2 separate regions of the Homo sapiens genome follow, and region 1 is linked to region 2. A link is a contact called in ENCODE Hi-C or POLR2A ChIA-PET data. All regions are on one chromosome and are shown on one strand. Each heading gives the region's core, a stretch centred on a gene start or an enhancer-like site at or near the end of the contact. The rest is flanking DNA. Distances are from core to core; before and after follow the strand shown.

Region 1 (6,818 bases), core at 173-2,672, 36 kb before region 2:
TGGGAATCCACAATGGCCAGGGACGCAGGTATGGGCTGTGATCCTGTCAATGGGAGGGTGCTACTGTGGAGCAGATGGCCCTGTACAGCACGCACCGAGCTGTCCTTGCTGCATGGCACTTGGGGCCCTGCATTGCCATGGGAACCAGCATTGCTGGCAGCTGCACTTACCCAGGGAGAGGTAAGCCAGCATCACAGCAAGCCACAGGGGCCCTCTCCAGTCCTCCCTAGAGAAGCATGAGTGCGCTCAGAGAGGCAGCTGAGGATCAGGCCAAGGTAGAAGAAATTCTCAGGCTGTGGGGCCCGCCTGCGAGATGCCTATCTTCCCATATCTCTCTCTCTCTTTTTTTTTTCTTTGAGACAGAATCTCACTCTGTCGCCCAGGCTGGAGTGCAGCGGCACCATCTCGACTCACTGCAAGCTCCGCCTCCCGGGTTCAAGTGATTTTCGTGTCTCCGCCTCCCGAGTAGCTGGGATTACAGGCACCCGCCACCATGCCCGGCTAATTTTTGTATTTTTAGTAGGGACGGGGTTTCGCCGTGTGGGCCAGGCTGATCCTGAACTCCTGGACTCAGGTGATCCACCTGCCTCAGCCTCCCAAAGTGCTGAGATTACAGGCATAAGCTATCGCGCCCAGCCCCCACCTCTCTCTACCAAGTTCAGACCTCTGGAGAGTGACCAAGGCACAGAGGCCAACCTGCCCTCAGGGGTAGAATCTCCTGGTACGTGACATTTTAACGAGAGCCTCATGGCACTACACAGAAGACTGACCTTGAAGATTTCTTTTTTTTTTTTAGCATCTCTTGCTAAATAGAACGGCATTAACTATCCAGATGCCATGGTTCAATCCAGACTCCCTAGGAAAGAAGACTCTAAGTCATCCATTTTATTTCATTTCCCGTTTTGTGTGGTTCCTGGGGAGAATGCATTGTTATGGGGGTGGCCATTGTTTTAATGGGCTTGGGCATTTTTACCACACTCAGTAGGGACTTTCTGTCCCCCAAGGGATCTGATCTCAAGGAGACAATTCTCAGAAAAGCTCTCATAAATAACAGTGAGTCAGAACCACAAAATTAAGATGTTTTTAGTTTCAGAGTAGGCACCTAAATGTACTCTACTTGGTTTATGACAAGTTAAGTATAATCTGAAACTAACACAATCTAAAATGTAATGGCACAACAGGAGAACTGAACATGTTTGTGTTTTTCTAAAAAGAAAATTAAATCTTTTTTTTTCATTGGTTCAACCCAATAAACAACCATTAAAATGTAAAAAAAAAAAAAAAAAAAAAAAGGAGAAAGAGAAAAAAACACGCTGCTTTTTAGAATGTCACAGGGTAGGTTAGATGGCTGCAAATTCTTTGCTGCTCCCAGAACTTGCATGTGACAGAAGCACAAGCCTGGGTCTTTCAAGGCTGGCTCAGCTTTGGTCTTGGTTTCTTGGAACACTGGCCCTAGAGGCTGGTTACCCAAGACCACCCTGCTGCGACGAAGCCACAGCTGGCCCGCCCTGAGCTGCTCTGGTCACAGCTACGTACGAGAGAGATTTGTGAGGGAGGCAGCCAAGGGCGGACGGCCCTGGCAGCCAGGATCAGGCAGAAGCTGCATGAAATGGCCTAACCAGACAACGCCCAGCTGAACCAAGTCAACCCACAGAACCAGGAGATAGTAGAACAAAATTTGCTTCGGGTCACTAAGTTTTGGGGTGGCTTAAAGACAATAATAGATCATTAGAATAGGCAGGAAAAGAGAAAGTGATTAATTTTCATAGATTCATTTACAAGAGGGAAAAGCAGTTAATCTGGACCAATGATAGCTTCCCATACATTCACCCTAAAATCTACTTCATAATATACAGGTGTAATTTGAAGAGCACAAGTAACCATTAAATAAGTCAATAATATTTACTGAATACCTACTATGTACACAGCTAAGAAATAGAATATCTAATCAGGAATTATCTAATTTAATAAGTCCTGGTCTGAATGAATGAGGAAACTATGAACTATAACTCTTTTTAGTCAGAGGAGAAAAGGCAAATAAATGAATTATTTCAAAGTCCTAAGATGAAAGATACTATTCAGCATATATATTTAAGAACAAGGTTATCAAAGTATGTGTATTAAAATATACATGCAAACGGAATATTTCAGGTTGTAGTCTTCTCAAGAGCAGGAAGCAATTCCATCCAACCTCTAGAAACTTCAGAACTCTAAGGTTAAAGAAGGATTTTCAACATATACATGTAGTTGTCACGATTAAATACTTAAACATGGACTGAACTTCTATTACAGCTTATGTTTTTACCTTTGCTTACTACAACTTTTAAAAGTTTCATCATTAGTGTTAATTTATTTTATTTTATTTTATTTTTTGAGACAGAATCTTGCTCTGTCACCCAGGCTGGAGTGCCGTGATGCAATCTCAGCTCACTGCAACCTCCACCTCCTGGACTCAAGTGATTCTCATGCCTCAGCCTCCTGAGTAGCTGGGACTGCAGGCATGAGCCACAATGCCTGGCTAATTTTTGTATTTTTTGTAGAGATGGGGTTTCACCACATTGGCCAGGCTGGTCTCGAACTCCTGACCTCAGGTCATCCGCCTGCCTCAGCCACCCAAAGTGCTGGGATTACAGATGTGAACCACTGTGCCGGCTGGTGTTAATTTTCAGATCTGACTAATGAAAGGTAAAGCGGGGAGACATTGGGACGAAGTGCCAGCACCATCTGCTTAGCTTGAGAATTATTTTATATCTAAGAGTATATTATCCACAATAGCCATCTTAACCTGGCAAGACCTTCTTCAGGTGGGAATACTGGATGGAGCTGCTGTCTTACATTCCTTTCTGATGATTCTTCCTGTAGGCTCAGTCACTGTCAACCCCTCTGGTGAAGAGTTGGGGGTGATAGAGAGCACAGCACTGCTATGGATATACAAATGTATAGGGGCAGGGCTACACATTTTGGGGTGCTTTTAAGACCTCTGGAGGTCTTAAAATAATAATAATAGCTCATTAGAATAGGCAGGAAAAGAGAATGTGATTATTTTGCATAAATCTTCATTTATAGCAAGAGGGGAAAAAATAATGAATCTGGACTATTCAATTGTTTCTATTGAAAAACCAATTTCAATTGTTCTATGCCATGTTCCAAACACCGAAGAGACAACAGAAACAACAGGCTGTGACATTTCTATTTTCTTATGTTCTCAGGTCTTCATTTTCCAAACTAAGCATTTCCCATGGAAGGATCTCATTTCCAGCTGCCTCACGTGCATGTCTGAATAGCCAACAACTCGTGTAATAAACTTTCTATATAACATGCACCTACCTACTTGAACTCAGCCGACATAAGAATCTTTCTGGAAAAGAGACTGACTCCTAGCTACAATTATCTTTATGCACTTTTAGGAAATTTTATTGGTAATGAAACAGCAGTATTTTATTCTTGGTAATTCTGTGAGGGTCACAGTTAAACAATTAAACAGCATTAACCACCACTGTACTGTTCGACACAACATCCAGCCCCCTTAATGGGTAACTTCAGCTGAGTCTGCAGAGACAGCCATGAAAAAAGGCAGTGAAGGGCAGGAAGAGGCCCCCGCCAGGCCCTCCAGGGCTGGGGGGCACTGGGCTGGGCACTTCAAACAGAGAACCCTGGATTCTTTTCCCACTTTGTGAGGAGCCGATTTAAGGAGCAGACAGCTAAGGGAAGATTTATAAACACAATAATTTTTGTTTCTAAGAGTTATAATGCAAAGCAGGGATAGGCATTCTCCTCCAAAGAGGTTCTCAAAGAGATCCTCTGAAGCCAGAGAATACCACATTTCTTTGCCTAACCCAAAAGTCCTCGGAATCTTCATTTGTCAGCAGAAGCTCTGAAAACAAGGCACTGCACTACTTTTTTTGCCTAATGTGGTGGAAGACAGCCCCATGACAACAAAGAGAAAGAAAAATCGCTTTTCTTATAAGTCAGAACATAATGCAGGCTTATGGCTCGAGGTAACTTTGCTGTTGAAATCCTTGAAGGATCCACAAGGCACTCATCGCTCCAGTTAGTGTTCATCTTGTGGAAACCTACAGTGAATCTCACTAGAAAATATACTGGAAAAGAATAGAAAGGGTGAACAGGCATGTCCGTCAACTCTGAAACCCCAGAGCTAAGGAGACCACTTTGAACTGAAGGAGGCAGATTCAGGGTAAGTAAGAAAAAGAGCTAACTTTACACGATGGTGGAAAATTCATGACAACACAGAGGACACTGAAGAGGCTGAAACTATAAATAAGCTCAGAAACTATGTGAACTCACAGATCTATAGTGAGTTGTATTAAGGGAAATGAGGTTGTCTGATGCCCCCTGCAGAGCCCCCTCTGGTGCCACCGTCGCATGATAGACCAGGATCTGACCCAACAGGGGTTTAAAAAATTTTTTTACAAAGCATGAAGATGATCCTAAATTTGTGGCAGACCTTTAGTGTATGAGGATCTCAAGACCCAGAACCGCTGTGCCTCTAGTGGGGGCACGGTGCTCCGAGGCCAGTTTCCATGACTAATAAATCCTTCATTCTGCAAGCCGTGACTGTGGCAGTGCACCCAGCGGCTGGATGGGAAGTGCAGGAACTGGCGTCCCCCACAGGGTGGAGAGGGTATCACCACATTGCCACCTGCCCACCCTCTGCTGCCCAGCTCTGTTCTCCAACAGGCATCCTCTGCTTTTTATTTCCTATCTAGAAGGAGAATATGTCTGTCTATCAGGGTGGGGCGGAGGCTGCTAACTTCAAGACCCTAACCCAAGGTGTAGCTGCTGTTACAGAGATAACTAGGAACTCAGGGGCAGGACTAGGGAGGCTGCATTTCACTAATCCAAATGCCTTTGCCTCTGGGAATGACATGAGTGATGGGGCTGGGCCGTAACGGACTGTACACGTACAATGCGTTCAGGAAAGCAAAGTTCCAAAACCCACAGCAATCTGCCCTGCTTCCTTTGTCTTGCTCCAGCTGTATCCTGATGTCCTTTTAAAGCTATTTTTAGTAACAATATTTATTCAACCAAGAGGAACAAAAATTTACATCAAATGCATTCACAGAGGGGCACGAGACTTTGCCCACAGATGGCCTTTCAAAGGCATCTTTCCCCATGCCGACCCCTTCTCACCTTGTATCAGTGGTGGTTAGAAGCGTGAACTCCTGCCACAGTTTAGTCAAACTCAATGAGATACTGTTTACGGTGGTGGCCACCTGGGAATTTCCCAGGCCCCTGGAGGACGTGTGTTTTTCAGGTTCTAAAAACAAAAGTCCACAGCAATGACATCAGAGGCCCCGCTATGAATTGCATGTGCATTTTAACCAGGCCTTACTTTGCTGCTTGCTATGCCAATTGCTGTGGCTGCCAGTCAGGAAAAGGAAGCCTTCTCGAGCACATGCATGCTTTATGCATTGTCCTATACAGGAAAAAATAGATAAAGGGATGATCTGGGTGTCTCCTGTTGCCAACCCGTGCTAGCAGGGAGAAACACAACTGGGCCTAGGACCGTGTAAGAAGGCCCACATCGGCCTGCACCCCTGCATCTTCAGGGAAACCCTCCTCGCCTGCTGTCTCTAACCCATCCCCAGCCATAAGCAAACGGGGGATGTTTCCACACGGGGCCCAGTGTTAGTCACATTATTTCTGCCTCCATATAACTTAAGGGTACAACTAAGAACTGCAACTCTTGATTAAAATGACACACATTCCAGACTTCTGAGAAGCTTTCCTACAGAAGAATTCCTGCATGGCATATGGGAAATTGGATTTGAGGTCATCTAAATGATTCCTTTCCTACATGGAGAGTCTATTGTTTTATTACTCAGGCAGCGAGCTTCTTCAGAACTCCTTGTCATAGGAATTCAAGAATACCTATGTGGGTATCAACAGCACTCTTTGGAGAAGCAGACACAGAAAGATATGCACAACATAGGAATGACTCTTTTTTTTTTTTTTTTTTTTTTTTTTTTTTCCAGAGAGAGAGTGAGTCTGGCTCTGTTGCCCAGGCTGGAGTGCAGTGGTGTGATCATAGCTCACTGCAGTCTCAACTTCATGGGCTCAAGCAATCCTCCCACCTCAGCCTCCCAAGTAGCTGGGAGTACAGGTGCACACCGCCATGCTTGGCTAATTTTTTACATTTTGTTTTGTTTTGTTTTTTGTTTTTGTTTTTGTTTTAAGATGGAGTCTCACTCTGTTGCCCAGGCTGGAGTGCAGTGGCGCAATCTCGGCTCACTGCAACTTCTGCCTCCCGGGTTCAGGCGATTCTCCTGCCTCAGCCCCCCAAGTAGCTAGACCTGGCTATTTTTTTTTTTTTTTTTTTGTATTTTTAGTAGAGACAGGGTTTCACTATGTTGGCCAGGTTGGTCTCGAACTCCTGACCTCAAGTGATCCTCCTACCTCAGCCTCCCAAAGTGCTGGGATTACAGGCATGAGACACCACGCCCGGCCTAATTTTTCAATTTTTAGCAGGGACAGAGCTTTTGCTATGTTGCCCAGGCTGGTCTCAAACTCCTGGCCTCAAGTGATCCTCCTGTCTTGGCATCCTACAGTGCTGGGATTACAGGTGTGAGCCACCATGCCTGGCCAGATGACTTTTTAAAGGACATCACAGTTTGATGTTGACTGATCAACCCAGAGGAATGAAGTGGACACCTTGCTCATTAGCTGTCCCCCCATCTACCCCTGCACCCCACTTGGGGCGCACAGGCCACCCCACCACCTGCCAGGCTCACTGAGCTTACCCATTCTAGAGGCTCCCACCCTGAGGCTCTCTCTAGCTACCTCTGCTCCAAGCTCCC
Region 2 (6,747 bases), core at 3,840-6,339:
CACCCAGTCAACTCCTCCCGTTGTAACCAGGACAAAACAGTCCCGTGGAGGGTAAGTGGTTTGCCCAGGACTCTGCAGGTAGACAGCTGCTCCTGAACATCACGGCCCAGGCTGAACTCTCAGAGCCCTAAGCCTCTGGTTTTATCTTGGTCACTACTTTTGTAATCTTTTTCTTTCTTTATTTAGTGAATACCTATGAGTTTCCACCTTTAGGCAAACGGAAAGCATTATTCAAGGGGGCTACAATTTTTTTTATTTAAACTACCCTTCTTTCGATATCAGAAAAGATACATAATGATATTTGGTATTTAGCTTGCAATCATGTGTCCACATCATCAGAATCAAAGCAATTAATTATAAGAGCCAACTTAATTCAATTATAAATTCTTATTACCTAAGTAAGTCTCAAGAAATAGAGTGATCGTGCCAGCACTGTGCTCGGTTTCATGCCCAAATGCAAACCTGCCATCTGCTAGGGCACATGACAAGGTTCTCAAAGAAAAGTGACCACACAGGCCATGTAACACGTTCATTAGACACAGGCACACCGCTCTTGGGCGGTGAGATGCTGTAGCCCCATGGCGACGGCAGCAGAGCCGCCCCACGCCGGGGATTTCAGCGCAGAAGGAAACTTGTTTCTTTGCTTCCCACTTGATCAGCAGGGACAGTGCTCCTTTTGGAACAACCATCTGGATCCAAAAACATAAAAATGGGCCCCAAAATTGCACATGCTTAAATGTCAACAGTACCTGGCAACTTCCAGAAGCATGAAAAGCTGTTTTCCTGCCCCATTTTTTGGTGTTACCTTAGTGTCACTATAGGTTGAAACAGGTGGCTCGTGTCAGTGGTTTACGGGGCATGAAAGCCATTTTGCCATTCATAAAATCCTGGGGAAACAGCTCTGATTAGATTTCTAGTACAAAACAGGTCTGCCTCTAAGCAGCCTCAACACCATTCATTCTCTCACGCAGGAAGTCAAATTTTAAATTAAATTACAATGGAAATGATCCAAGAAACCACCTCCTATTGGAAGGCTACCAGGCAACGAAAATAAATTGCTCCGGAAGACAGTGATGGCAGGCAAGCCTCAGTTGACTTATGACCTCTTCCACAGCTTCACACCATTGGCACAACTACTTACCTCTCCAAAGCAGCCCCGGGCAACCACACCTGCTAGTAAGCTCCCTGAAGTAAGGGCTCTGCCCCACTCTCCCCCACAGCCTCCGACTGCACTGCTATTTTATTAACAAAGGAATGAATAATCTGATTATTCATTCAACCCAGTTGTTGAGCACCCACTCTGTCAAGCCCTGGAGATAGAAAGATGAGCAAGATAAGGTTCTTTCCTCTTTTTGCTGGAAATGTTTTCCATTTATTTAAAAACTCAAATATGCACAGCTATGAAGCCTCCAACGGCACCTCACACAAATTTCACCACAAACATAAAGAAACTGGAGGTGAACTCTGCACTCTTCACCTTGGGAGCCCTTTTCCTTCAGTAGATTGTTACTGGCTGAGCATTTCTAAAGGTCCAAGAGTAAAAAATGAAAGCAACATTTCCCTTAAGAGCCAAAGGGATCTGGCATGATGGGTCACGTCTGTAATCCCAGCACTTTGGGAGGCTGAGGCAGGTGGATCGTTTGAGCCCAGAAGTTCAAGACCAGCCTGGGCAACGTGGCAAAACCCTATCTCTACAAAAAATACAAAAATTAGCTAGGTATGGTGGTGCACACTTGTGGTCCCAGCTATTTGCAGGCTGAGGTGGGAGGATCGCCTGAGCACAGAGGGTTGAGGCTGCAGTGAGCCACGATCATGACACCGCACTCTAGCCTGAGTGACACAGTGAGACTCCGTCTCAAAAAAAAAAAAAAATTATATTAAAATTTAAAAAATAAAAAGCCAAAGCAAAAATGCCAGGTAACTTCTTTGGTTTATTGTGGCTTGTTTGGTTCAGATCAAATTTCCTAAGGAGGTGAGTAGTCCTGGATAGCCTCAGCAGTGAAGAGATTTCAATATGACCCACACTAGCAATGACCTAGACCCTTGCCCCATAACCACCATCAAATACACTAAGGTCCTCCATCCTCAGTCTCCAAAACAGAATTCTTGTCCACAGAGCAGCTCCTTCACTCTTTCCCAACACAGTGCGTTCCCTTGCATTGGATATGGGACATGGGCACTATGGTCCCTGCCATGGAGGTGGGTGACCCAAGTACACAGTTAGCCCAACAAAGAAAGATTCTTTTCCAGGGCTAGGAGCCTGGCACTGAACTCCCCACTCTGTATGGTTCCTACAGGGAAGAACTTTAGGGCTTGAATCTGGCCCTGACAATTAGACCAGCTGAGTGATCTATTTGGATGAATTACAAGCCTCCCTGAGCCTTGATCATCTCTAAATAGGGACGGTGATGGCACCCACATCAACTGAGTGTTCTGAAGATTAAATTCAAACAATTGCACAGAGCCTGATGTAAGTGCTGGCTTACAACCACCCACACTCACGTTCCTTTCACCTTGTGTCCCGTATACACTCTGGCAGATGGGAGTCTGTGAGCCAGATGAAGACAGCTGCTATTTACAGACAAGTCCATCAAGCAGATCAGCAACACAACAGCTCTGAGGAAGTCCCAGAATGTATCATAACCTGGCTTTACAAGTAACCCAGTCAAAACAGGTGTCAGGCCCATCTTTCTCCAGAGATGACTATCTTATCTAACTCTGTAGAAATGGATTTATCACATGCACACATGTCCAGCCCTACTGTATGCCACACAAATACAAATGCCTTGGCAGGGCCACCAGTGATTGAAGATCTTCAAAACATATGCAGTAGGCAGAATAGTGGTCCCACAGAGATGTCCATACGCTAATCGCCAGAACCTGTGAATACGTTAAGTGACATGGCAAAGGGGAATTCACGTTGCAGACGGAAGCAAGACTGCTCATCAGCTGACATTATAATAGGGAGATTACCCTCCATTATCCTGGTGAGCTCAATATAATCACATGGGTCCTTAAAAGTTGGAAGAGAGGACCAGAGAGATGGCAGTGTGAGAAGGACCCGCCCTGACATTGTTGGCTTTCAAAACAGAGGAAGGCAGCCACAAGCCAGGGAAAGGCGGGGGCAGCCTCTGGAGGCTGAAAAAGGCAAGAAAACAGGTTCTCTCTGGGGCCTCCAGGAAGAATGCAGCCCTTCTGGTATCTTTGCTTTAGTCAAAAGAGATTCATTTTGGACTTCCTACCTCCAAAACTGTAATACAATAAATGTATGCTTTTTTTTTTTTTTTTTTTTTACACAGTCTTGCTTTGTCACCAGGATGGAGTACAGTGTCACACTGTCGGCTCACTGCAACCTCCACCTCCCAGGTTTGAGCAATTCTCCTGCCTCAGCCTCCCGAGTAGCTGGAACTACAGGTGCACACCACCACGCCCAGCTAATTTGTGTATTTTTTAGTAGAGACGGGGTTTCACCATGTTGGCCAGGATGGTCTCAATCTCTTGACCTCGTGATCTGCCTGCCTCGGCCTCCCAAAGTGATAAATGTGTGCTATTTTAAGCCATTAAATTTGTGGAAATTTGTTACAGCAGCAATAGCAAACACATCGTGTTATCCAATCAAGATCTCTTGAGTAGAGATTCCATTAACCCTGGCACTGCTCAGAGACAGCAATTTTCTTAGCCATTCTCCTTCCCTCCTGAAGATTCTCTATCATCCTGAACTCTGGCTTGCTGGTTTGGAGCTGGTTACCTCCATTGTCTCTTGCCATCATATGGGAGACTTCCTCAACTCCCTTTCCAGATCACTTAGGAGGAGGTTTTGAAAAGGGAGGAGAAGACAGATGGCTGCTGAGATCCTGGAATGATATTGAGAGATGAAATATGATTTCCAGGCCTGCTTTATCCAGCCCTTCAAGTCTGTAAAATCGGATCTCCCTCCTTCCTTCTTTATTTCTTTCCTCCTTGCTCTCCTTCCTTCTTTCCCCTCCTTCCTTCCCCTCCTTCTCTCCCTCCCTCCCTCCCTCCCTTCCTTCCTTCCTACCTTCCTTCTACAAACAGCTAGTGAGCCTCTAATATATGCTACATACAGCTAGAGGCAAAGGCATACAAAAATGAGTCAATCATCCTCAATACCCACCCAAGGAACTCATCAGTTAAAGACTTACCATCCATCTAGGGCAGTGATGTGCAAAGTTTTTGGACCATTAACCACAGCAATAAATTCATTTTTATATCACAGTCTACTAAACTGAAACAAAAGTTTCACAAAACAATACCAATGCTTATCAAAGGAGACGTACTCTATTTTCCATTCTACTCTGTTTCTATTCTATTCTCCATTCTGACCAGCAACCTAGTAAGTTGATTTCATGACCTAGTAATGGATTACACCTCTCAGTGGGAAAAATGCTGACCTAAAAGTCTCGACGCCCATGCCGAGATGATCACTGCACAGATCCATGGAGCCTGTCCCCCAGAAATGTTTTCAAAGAATTAGTGGATCCTAGGCCGTTCCCTTCCCCCACGCCCCCACCATCCATGCAGGGTGAGCTGACTCAGACTTGCAGGTTCCAGTCATTTCAATGATAAAATCACTCATCGCAAACACACTCACAAGCTCATCATCCCTTGAAGGGAAGGAATCAAAGGTGCTGAATGTGGAAAACCGTGACTCACTGTTCCTGTCAACCAGGTACATGGCTATAAATGTCACTCGAGTGAAATCATAGTAGAGGGCTCACAGTAACGAAGAAAGCACCAAGCACTGGCTGGGAGCTGAGACCTCTGACTGCTCAGAACAAACCAAAGAGATTAAACTTTATGTAAGGAGCAACAACCAGAACAGGTAACGACTAACAATGCACTGTAATTGACTCGATCAGACTTCCATTTTATACTGGGAAGGTTGCTAGTGAGCACATAAGCAATCTGGCCTGAGACCCCAGCCACCTGTGCTCGGGGGCTAGGGGCGGGGTGGGGCGGGCGGGGGGACTCGCTAAGCAGGAATGCGCCTCTCTCGGGTGCCCTTCCACAAGGCGTAACAGGCCACTAGTTTCAGAGGGCACCGCTATAAAAAGCAGCTGAAAAAGTCACAGTACCCTTTTATGTAAGATGACCTTGTTTGCCGGAGATTTTTTTTTTAATGGGAATTTTTACTCTCAATTACTTGTCATTCCACCTAATGACATATATTAAAGCTTATCTTTTCACAGGCTAATTTTAGACGAATACCAGTTCCCAGATCACTGGTTTAGAAAAACACTACCCTGCTTGGCAAATCCAGTCCACTTTCCTGAGAGGATTTCTATGGCAGAGGAGCTGGCAAGGTCGGGGCACCGGAGGGTGGGAGTGGGCAGGGTCTCTGTGGTGTGTGTGCAGCCCTTTATCTTCCTACTGTGTTGCTGCCACCCATGCAAACACCAAAATGACTGTGCCAGGGCTTAGGTCGTGTCAGCACACTGCCTTTGCGGCACTCTCCTCCCCTTCTCAACAGTTTTGCTGGCAGAAAATATTGAGGTTGAATAAGGTGCTGAAGATAGCACATATCGACAGCAGAACAGCCCTCCAGGAACCCGATATTCCTCTATTCACGATCCCTATTCCTCCTTCACATGGATAAGTGAACACAGCACATATCAATGACAGAACAGCCCTCCAGGAGCCCAATATTCCTCTAATCACAATAAAAGTTTTATTGTGATTTATTAGATTCATCCTTTATGCTGTTACTGAGAAAAGATGAAGACTAGAGCCCCACCATTCCATTGTCCTTGGGGGCCACAATGTCATGGAAAGGATCTTGATGAAAACCTGTTTCCACACTCCGATGGAAGGTGGTCAATCTCACAGTGTGTTTCTGACTCCCACTACTCCAGGAGGAACAGCCCTAGCGCATCTGCCATTTCTGAAAAGAAAATCCAAGCCACCTCCCATGCCGACATCTCAATACTCACGTTCCTCTGCCTGCGGGCCCCTCTGTTCTCCTCTCATATCTCTGCCAGCCTGGACCCCGTGATTTATCACATCAGTTTCCCTTTTGCCATTGCTGTTGACTTTCCAGCCTCCTGGTCCTGCATTTGCTCTGTTAAACTCCAACCCTGAGTGAACCCAGCCAACCATCCTCACCCCCACGCCAACCCATGCTGGTAGGCCCTGCTGGAGAAAGCAGAGTGGGAAGCAGATTCCCCAAAACATAAATGCCCTCCAGTCCTCGGGGCCCTGCATCCTGCGCATCTCTGTAGACACTTTCCCTTCCTATTTCACTGAGTGACATTTCCAAACGCTGAGACCCCAACCCTCACATCTCTGCCCACTTGCTGTATTATGTTTAAAATCAACCATCACACTGGCTTCTGAACACAGATAAACCAAGGGCATGAGGCGAGCCCTCCCACAGCTGCCCCTCCACCCGCCCTTCCTCCTTCCTCCTGTGCTCCCAGGCCCGATGCCCCTCCAGGTCTACGCCTGAGCCTTGTCCCTCCGCCCTGCACGCCCTCTTCCTTCCCTCTCTTCTCCCTGGGGCCCTTGCTCCCCTGCCACCCCAGCTCGCACCGTGCCTCTCCTCCTTTTCCTCTAGACCGATTCCTCACCTACCTTCTCCTCCAGACACTATCTTAAGTTCTCCTTCCCTTACAGCTGCCTTTTATAGAAAGGCCGTCTGCAATGGATGCGCCCACTTCCTGGTCCCTCAGCCCCAGCTGTCACTTTTCAACCCACTACAATGAAGTCTCCGTTTCCACGGAAAACGCT

What was found. Hi-C counts contacts between places; a loop is a spot of excess contacts on that map. ChIA-PET counts read pairs that join two places held with the same protein, here RNA polymerase II (POLR2A). Pooled maps may share reads with other maps.
Region 1: a pooled map shows a loop between it and region 2 (8-fold over the local background). The contact joins two enhancer-like sites. A Hi-C loop is called at or near these places in 1 of 168 maps with a recorded cell type or tissue (heart right ventricle) and 9 of 50 pooled maps. POLR2A ChIA-PET finds 5 or more read pairs at or near these places in 10 of 52 experiments (A673, H1, OCI-LY7 and 5 more).

Annotation. Positions count from the first base shown.
Region 1 is chr6:157,459,580-157,466,397 of GRCh38, reverse strand. The region is part of intron 1 of ZDHHC14 (zDHHC palmitoyltransferase 14); the gene reads right to left. Among named protein-coding and RNA genes, the nearest start is that of MIR3692, 66 kb to the left of the region's middle. RefSeq lists enhancers at 1-216, 1,051-1,551, 1,552-2,052, 4,687-4,746. Within about 2 kb of position 1,422, at least 3 of the 41 ENCODE cell types and tissues checked have a DNase peak (open chromatin) inside an H3K27ac peak, as active enhancers do.
Region 2 is chr6:157,426,858-157,433,604 of GRCh38, reverse strand. All of the region lies in intron 1 of ZDHHC14 (zDHHC palmitoyltransferase 14), which reads right to left. Among named protein-coding and RNA genes, the nearest start is that of ZDHHC14, 49 kb to the right of the region's middle. Within about 2 kb of position 5,089, at least 4 of the 41 ENCODE cell types and tissues checked have a DNase peak (open chromatin) inside an H3K27ac peak, as active enhancers do.